2 separate regions of the Mus musculus genome follow, and region 2 is linked to region 1. A link is a loop called in an ENCODE intact Hi-C map of the cell type or tissue named here. Cell type or tissue: left cerebral cortex. All regions are shown on one strand. Links, peaks and the distances in the headings refer to the core of each region. The heading gives the core; the rest is flanking DNA. Region 1 holds the start of Tbx2 (T-box 2). Region 2 overlaps Tbx4 (T-box 4).

Region 1 (2,900 bases), core at 103-2,602:
TGGCCCGTCATTGGTTAATATTTTATTCTGTTGACATGTTTTCTTACTGCTGAGGCTTCCGACACCTTCTCCCTGGCCTCCCCTCCCGTCCAGAGCTTGGCCTGAGCTGTCAAAACCCCGCCCCCGGAGACCCACAATTGGTCCAAAAAGCGTAAAATCAGCAATCAAGGGGGGCCTGGCTCGTTAGCGCAGGGGATCCGAACAGGGCAGGACATGTGAGATAGTCACAGTTTTCCAGAGATCAGGACAAGATCTAACCAGTCGCGCGTGGTCCCCGGCGCCGGAGCCGGCCAGCCCAGCCCAGCCCAGCCCAGCCCAGCCCCGCGCAGCGCCCCCTCCGCCCCCGCGTCCAGAGCCCTGCGCCCCTTGAGGTGCGCGGGACGGGGAGCCGGGAGAAGCCGCTGCCGCGCCCGCCGCCCGGGCCGTCCGTCCTCCGCGCGCGCCGCCGCCCGGGCCGGGGGTCCGAGGCGCGCGCCCCCGGCCCCGGCCCCGGCTCCCAGGAGCCTGGGCCGGATGTCCCGATGAGAGAGCCGGCGCTGGCAGCCAGCGCCATGGCTTACCACCCGTTCCACGCGCCACGGCCCGCCGACTTCCCCATGTCCGCCTTCCTGGCGGCAGCGCAGCCCTCCTTCTTCCCGGCGCTAGCGCTGCCGCCCGGCGCGCTAGGCAAGCCTCTGCCGGACCCGGGCCTGGCGGGGGCGGCGGCCGCGGCAGCAGCGGCGGCGGCGGCGGCCGAGGCGGGGCTGCACGTCTCGGCACTCGGCCCGCACCCGCCCGCCGCGCATCTGCGCTCGCTCAAGAGCCTGGAACCCGAGGACGAGGTGGAGGACGACCCCAAGGTGACGCTGGAGGCCAAGGAGCTGTGGGACCAGTTCCACAAGCTGGGCACCGAGATGGTCATCACCAAGTCCGGGAGGTAGGACGGGCCGGGCGGGCGGGCTCGGGGACCGCACAGCACCCACCACCACTGGGTCGATGCTCTCTCGGATTGCCCCCGCTCCGGCCCTGGCGCCACACTCCTTTCCACAGACAAGCAAGCTGACTTTTTTTTTTTTCCGTTTGGCTCCGGAGCGAATTAAAAAAGAAAAAGAAAAGCAAACATCTCTCGATTGAAATAAAACGAAAACACGTTCCTAAAGAATAGTCCCAACTGTTCTGAGTCTCAAAGCCCCGGAGACTCTGGCGGGTCTCCACAGCCCCTTGCGGTCTCACTGTTTTTTTTTTGTTTTGTTTTGTTTTGTTTTGTTTTGTTTTTGTTTTTGTTTTTTCCGTCTCCTGGACGGTCTGGAAGTTCCTAAGAAAAGGGATCTTTCCCGGATTCTCCGCTCTGATCACTGGAGTCCATAGTGGGACTAGCATCCCGCCTCCTGCTAGCTCCAGGCTGACCACTTGGTTCCGGCAGAGAGTTGTCCAGCCCACAGCTAGGCCTTGGAGAGAGTCTTGCTTGTCCTTGGAGCTTGGAGCACTGGACCAGCCACCTCTTGAGGCCTTAAAGCCAGAAGAAAAATAAAATCCCCAATCTTCCCAGCACTCCAGTCTCTGAAAGTCCAGGCCTCAGGTTCACCCTGTTCCCCCGAAATTCTAGGCTAGGGTTCCCTGATTAAGCCTCTAAATCGTTTCTCCCAGACAAAGACCTTGATAGTTTATTTCTTCAAGCCCTGTCCCAAGAGTTTATTTCCTCTCTACGAATTTCAAGGCAATTCAGAAAAGCCTAGTGTATCTCTAAAGGGCCTAGTTTCCTTTCCTGGGCATCAACCCTCATCTTAGATCAGAGTGGAGGAAAGGTCTCCAGACTGAGTGCAAAACGCATCCAAAGCTTTACAAAACAGGCTCTGGCCGGCAGAAATAGGATGTCTTGGGAGTAAGAAGCACAGGCTGGGTCTTTCCAGGTAGCAACACAGCACAAGTGGAGGACATTGTGACAAATTATGTAGATAGGGAAGCTTCAAGTAGGATGTCATGTCATTGTCGGGAAGGTAAAGGGACAAAAAAGAGCCGGGTCCCAATGGCATGTCCCCCTTCCCTCCCTCCGAGGCGGATGTTCCCCCCCTTCAAGGTGCGAGTCAGCGGCCTGGACAAGAAAGCCAAATACATCCTGCTAATGGACATCGTGGCTGCCGATGACTGCCGCTATAAGTTTCACAACTCCCGCTGGATGGTGGCAGGCAAAGCCGACCCCGAGATGCCTAAACGCATGTACATCCACCCGGACAGTCCGGCCACAGGGGAACAGTGGATGGCCAAGCCTGTGGCCTTCCACAAACTGAAGCTGACCAACAACATTTCTGACAAGCATGGCTTTGTGAGTGTGGGCAGGTTGGGAAGGTGTTGAGAGCCCAGGGGCCCCCACAGTCGAGTGGGTAGAAGGAAGCTAGAGGATTTCTAGAGGGGAGCATTAGTTGAACACCCCCCACCCACAGTGCCCCTGTCTGTGGCCCAGGCAAACTGGGCCTAGGCTTCCAGAGCCCTGTTCTGCAAGCCTGAGGAAAAGTATGTCGACTGTTTGTGGAAAGCTCCAGGCTGCTCTCAATCTCAGTTTCTTTCTAACAGAATTTTGAGAGCCCCTCCTAGAATCAAGGGTGAAGCAGGTGCTGTAAGGAATGGGTCAAGCCGCCCGAGTCCTGTGGAGGTCACCCTGCTAAGGACTTGGAGATATGCAGCTTGGACACCTGCTTGTCTCCTGTAGCTAACCCTTACCCTATGGTGAGGGAATCCAGACATTAAATCTGCTCTCCTCCAGCCTTCTGGAGATCTCTGCTCTATTAAGGCAGATGTCCAGCCAGGGAACATAATGAGGAACTCCTCATTTCTACCTGAGCCAAGCTCCTAGCGAATGATGGGGGGTTCATTGGACAAAGAGAGCCTCCCAGTGCATTATAGCTAGTCCTCGAGCACCCCTC
Region 2 (2,900 bases), core at 278-2,777, 57 kb after region 1:
CTGTGCACATGGGCAGGCAGGTGAAGAGGCAGGGATACCTAGGGGAAATTTTAGCTGTGCCCTGAGGCAAGGCCAGACTCTGTGAAATGGACCTGCCTTACTGGACTAGTGGTTAGCTAACAAGGTTTTGAATCCTTTGGCCCAAGGAAGATTTCTTTTTTGGAATTAAAGAGGGAATGTGTGAGCCAGCTTGTGCGAATGTGAGGACAGGTTGGGGAGCCCCCTGGCAGAGTTCAGGGTCTGGATCAGAGGGACCCCAAGAGAGAGGGCGCTTCTTGGCTGAGGAGAATGTGGTGTGAGGTTAGAAGCCTTATTCCGAGAACCTGGAATAAGCAGGCCTGAAGCACCACAGTTTGGGGTTGGGGCCCTCGGATATGGGGCTGCAGGAACCCGGTTCCTAATTTCAGGCCTAGGTCTCCTCTCCTGTAAGTCCCAGGAGTGTCCTGGATACCCTGGGCCAAAAGTGAGACCCTAGCTATTTCTGAATGGACAAGAAGACCCAGGCCTTAGACTGTAGTTGAAAGAGGGAGGGACCCCGAACGAGCTGAGACCATGCCTAGAAGGCGGTCTTTCTTCAAGACCTACTCCTCATACAGCCCCAAGCCTTGGGGGCAGTCAGACCTTAAACTGCACGTAGACCCTCCCCGGTCCAGAACCTGAAGGGAGGAGGCTAGTGTCCTGCCCTCCAGCATGCTCCCTCCCCCAGCTCAGAAGGGGGCGGGGTCCACGTGTGCAGGGGTGCCCACTCAAAGCCTGGGGGACTCTTCACAGGGCCACAGGGCCTCTAGCCAGTGTGGATCTGGCCGAGTAACTCGGCGTGTGCTGTGCCCGCAGGAGATGCTGCAGGATAAGGGCCTGTCCGAGAGCGAGGAGGCCTTCAGGGCCCCGGGCCCAGCTCTCGGGGAGGCCAGCAACACTAGCACCACCAACGCCCCCGAACCCGCGCTGGCCACGCCGGGCCTTAGTGGAGCAGCGCTCAGCAGCCCACCGGGCCAGGGCGCCGACGTCGCCGCCGCCGCCGCTGCCGCCGCGGAGCAGGTAAGGCCATTGGGCTGTCTGCTTGTGCTGGACCCGTCCTGGATCGCAGACTGGACTCCTGGGGTCAGAGTCTATTGGCTCTTAAATTCTCTACGGGGCATGGGTCTTGCTTTCGAGGGAGAGCCCTTCTCACCTCCAACCCTCGGGGCTGACTCTGCCGCAGCCCAGGTAGGGAGATCTTTGCTTCAGGGGACGAACCCAAACCAATGTCCAGCTCTGAGGACCCCGAGAGGGCGAAAGCCAGGGAGGGAGACAGACAGGAAGGCCATAGAAGCGGCACCGAGGCGGCTTTGGAGCCGCTACCCTGCACACGACCACAACCTACACCTTCCGAGCCTTTTTCGGTGTCCCTCGGGCCAGCAGTGTCGCCTCTACTCCTCTGTAGGCCTATCCGTAGGTGAAGCCCCAAAGGAGGGAGTTTGAATCTGACTTCCAATTCGCCAACGGTTCAAAATAATTTTGTGAAACGAAATCTTGAGGAGTGGGCTCTGGGGCAGGCAAGATCTGCACGCTTGGTTGGTCTATGCAGGCTCCGCGTGGAGCCCAGCCGTGGGCCAGCTAGACAGACCAGTTTCCCTCCCTCCCATCCCCAGACCATCGAGAACATCAAGGTGGGGCTGCATGAGAAGGAGCTGTGGAAGAAGTTCCACGAGGCAGGCACGGAGATGATCATCACCAAGGCCGGCAGGTCAGCCGGGGAGCGTGCCGTGGGGAGGGCGGCAGGTGGGCAGGTCACCCGGGGAGAGTGACACAGGCAGGGCGGAGGTGGAGGGCGGAGGTGGGAGCCAGGAGGATCTGAAGGGGCTGGGGTCCTCCGGGTTGCTGGTCTGGGGATCACTGGGAAATTTATCTGCCACTGGAATCCCCGCACCACACCCTACAGCAGCGGTCAGGGCCCTCAAGTGTTTTTACACCTTCTGAGGACCCGGGAGTGGGGAGGAGGTTGTGAAGGCTCAAAAAGAAAGGCTATATTATGCTGATGGCAAAAGCTGATGCAAATAAGGGCAGCCACAGCCCAGGGGCCACCTGCTGGGATGCTTGCCCTCCGGTGAATTTCTCTGGCCTGATCTGCTTTCCGCTGATAGAAGGGATGATGAGGTTGTGTGTCTCAATTGCCCTAACTTTTTGGTAGCTGCGTGAACCCCAATATACTTATCCCAGGGCAACACCCTCCTCAGCCTAGGGGAAGGCGCCGGCGGTTCTGTGTGTTGCTGGGGAACCTCCCTAGCTCTCAGCGGCTGCCAGGGAAGGGTGATTTATAAAGTGGAAACATCTTTAAAATGCACTAGTGTCTGTGGGAGAGAAGAGGGAGGAGAGGGTGAGAAGAGAAAGACAGAGCAGTGTGTGTGTGTGTGTGTGTGTGTGTGTGTGTGTGTGTATGTGTATGCTATGCTCCAGTAGTCACATGCCTGTGAGTGTGTGTAAAGCAGACATTGGCTGTGCTGCAGTTTCTGACATGGGACAGTAGTGGCCCAATAGAGCAGTTGTCAGGTGAAGGAGAAGGCTACAGACACAGGAGAGTTAAGGTTTAGGAAACTTGTTGGTCCTCAGCCCTTTCTGCATCCATACACTTGGTTTTGGTCTCTAGGGACAAGTTAGATGAGAAACGTCCATTCCCTCAGAATTGTTGTTTGGAGAAAGAAGATGGTAAACCATCAAGGAACAGAGTTATGAAGTCAGACTAGAATGTAGGAAGAGTGTTCTCTTACCAACTCAACTGTTTCCATCTGTGCAACCCTCAGATAAGAGCCATAGCGGTCTCTACCTGCTTCCATTTCACCCACAAGAGAAAAGGTCCCACATCACTCAGCTGCCCATAAAGCACTTGACAAAATTTCGTTTCAAAAGAAACCAGGGCTTGT

What was found. A loop is a pair of places that touch in the nucleus more often than their neighbours do. Peaks named below come from ENCODE experiments on the same cell type or tissue, not always from the same donor. Only the 100,000 strongest peaks of a DNase experiment are listed, where the experiment ranks them.
Region 2: a loop joins it to region 1, with 5 times the contacts of the local background. A loop is called at or near these places in 10 of 42 quality-filtered maps.

The regions. Positions count from the first base shown.
Region 1 is chr11:85,832,586-85,835,485 of GRCm38, forward strand. Tbx2 (T-box 2) reads left to right here and starts at 30. Exons shown (of 7, transcript NM_009324.2): 1 at 30-916; 2 at 2,035-2,302. The coding sequence starts at 522. RefSeq lists a promoter at 1-555. In left cerebral cortex, for the core only: no CTCF peak of the experiment used is centred there; a DNase peak (open chromatin) is centred at 1,463.
Region 2 is chr11:85,889,226-85,892,125 of GRCm38, forward strand. Tbx4 (T-box 4) reads left to right here. Exons shown (of 9, transcript NM_011536.3): 2 at 835-1,038; 3 at 1,632-1,726. The coding sequence starts at 838. Among named protein-coding and RNA genes, the nearest start is that of Tbx4, 4.3 kb to the left of the region's middle. RefSeq lists an enhancer at 2,114-2,900. In left cerebral cortex, for the core only: no CTCF peak of the experiment used is centred there; a DNase peak (open chromatin) is centred at 1,506.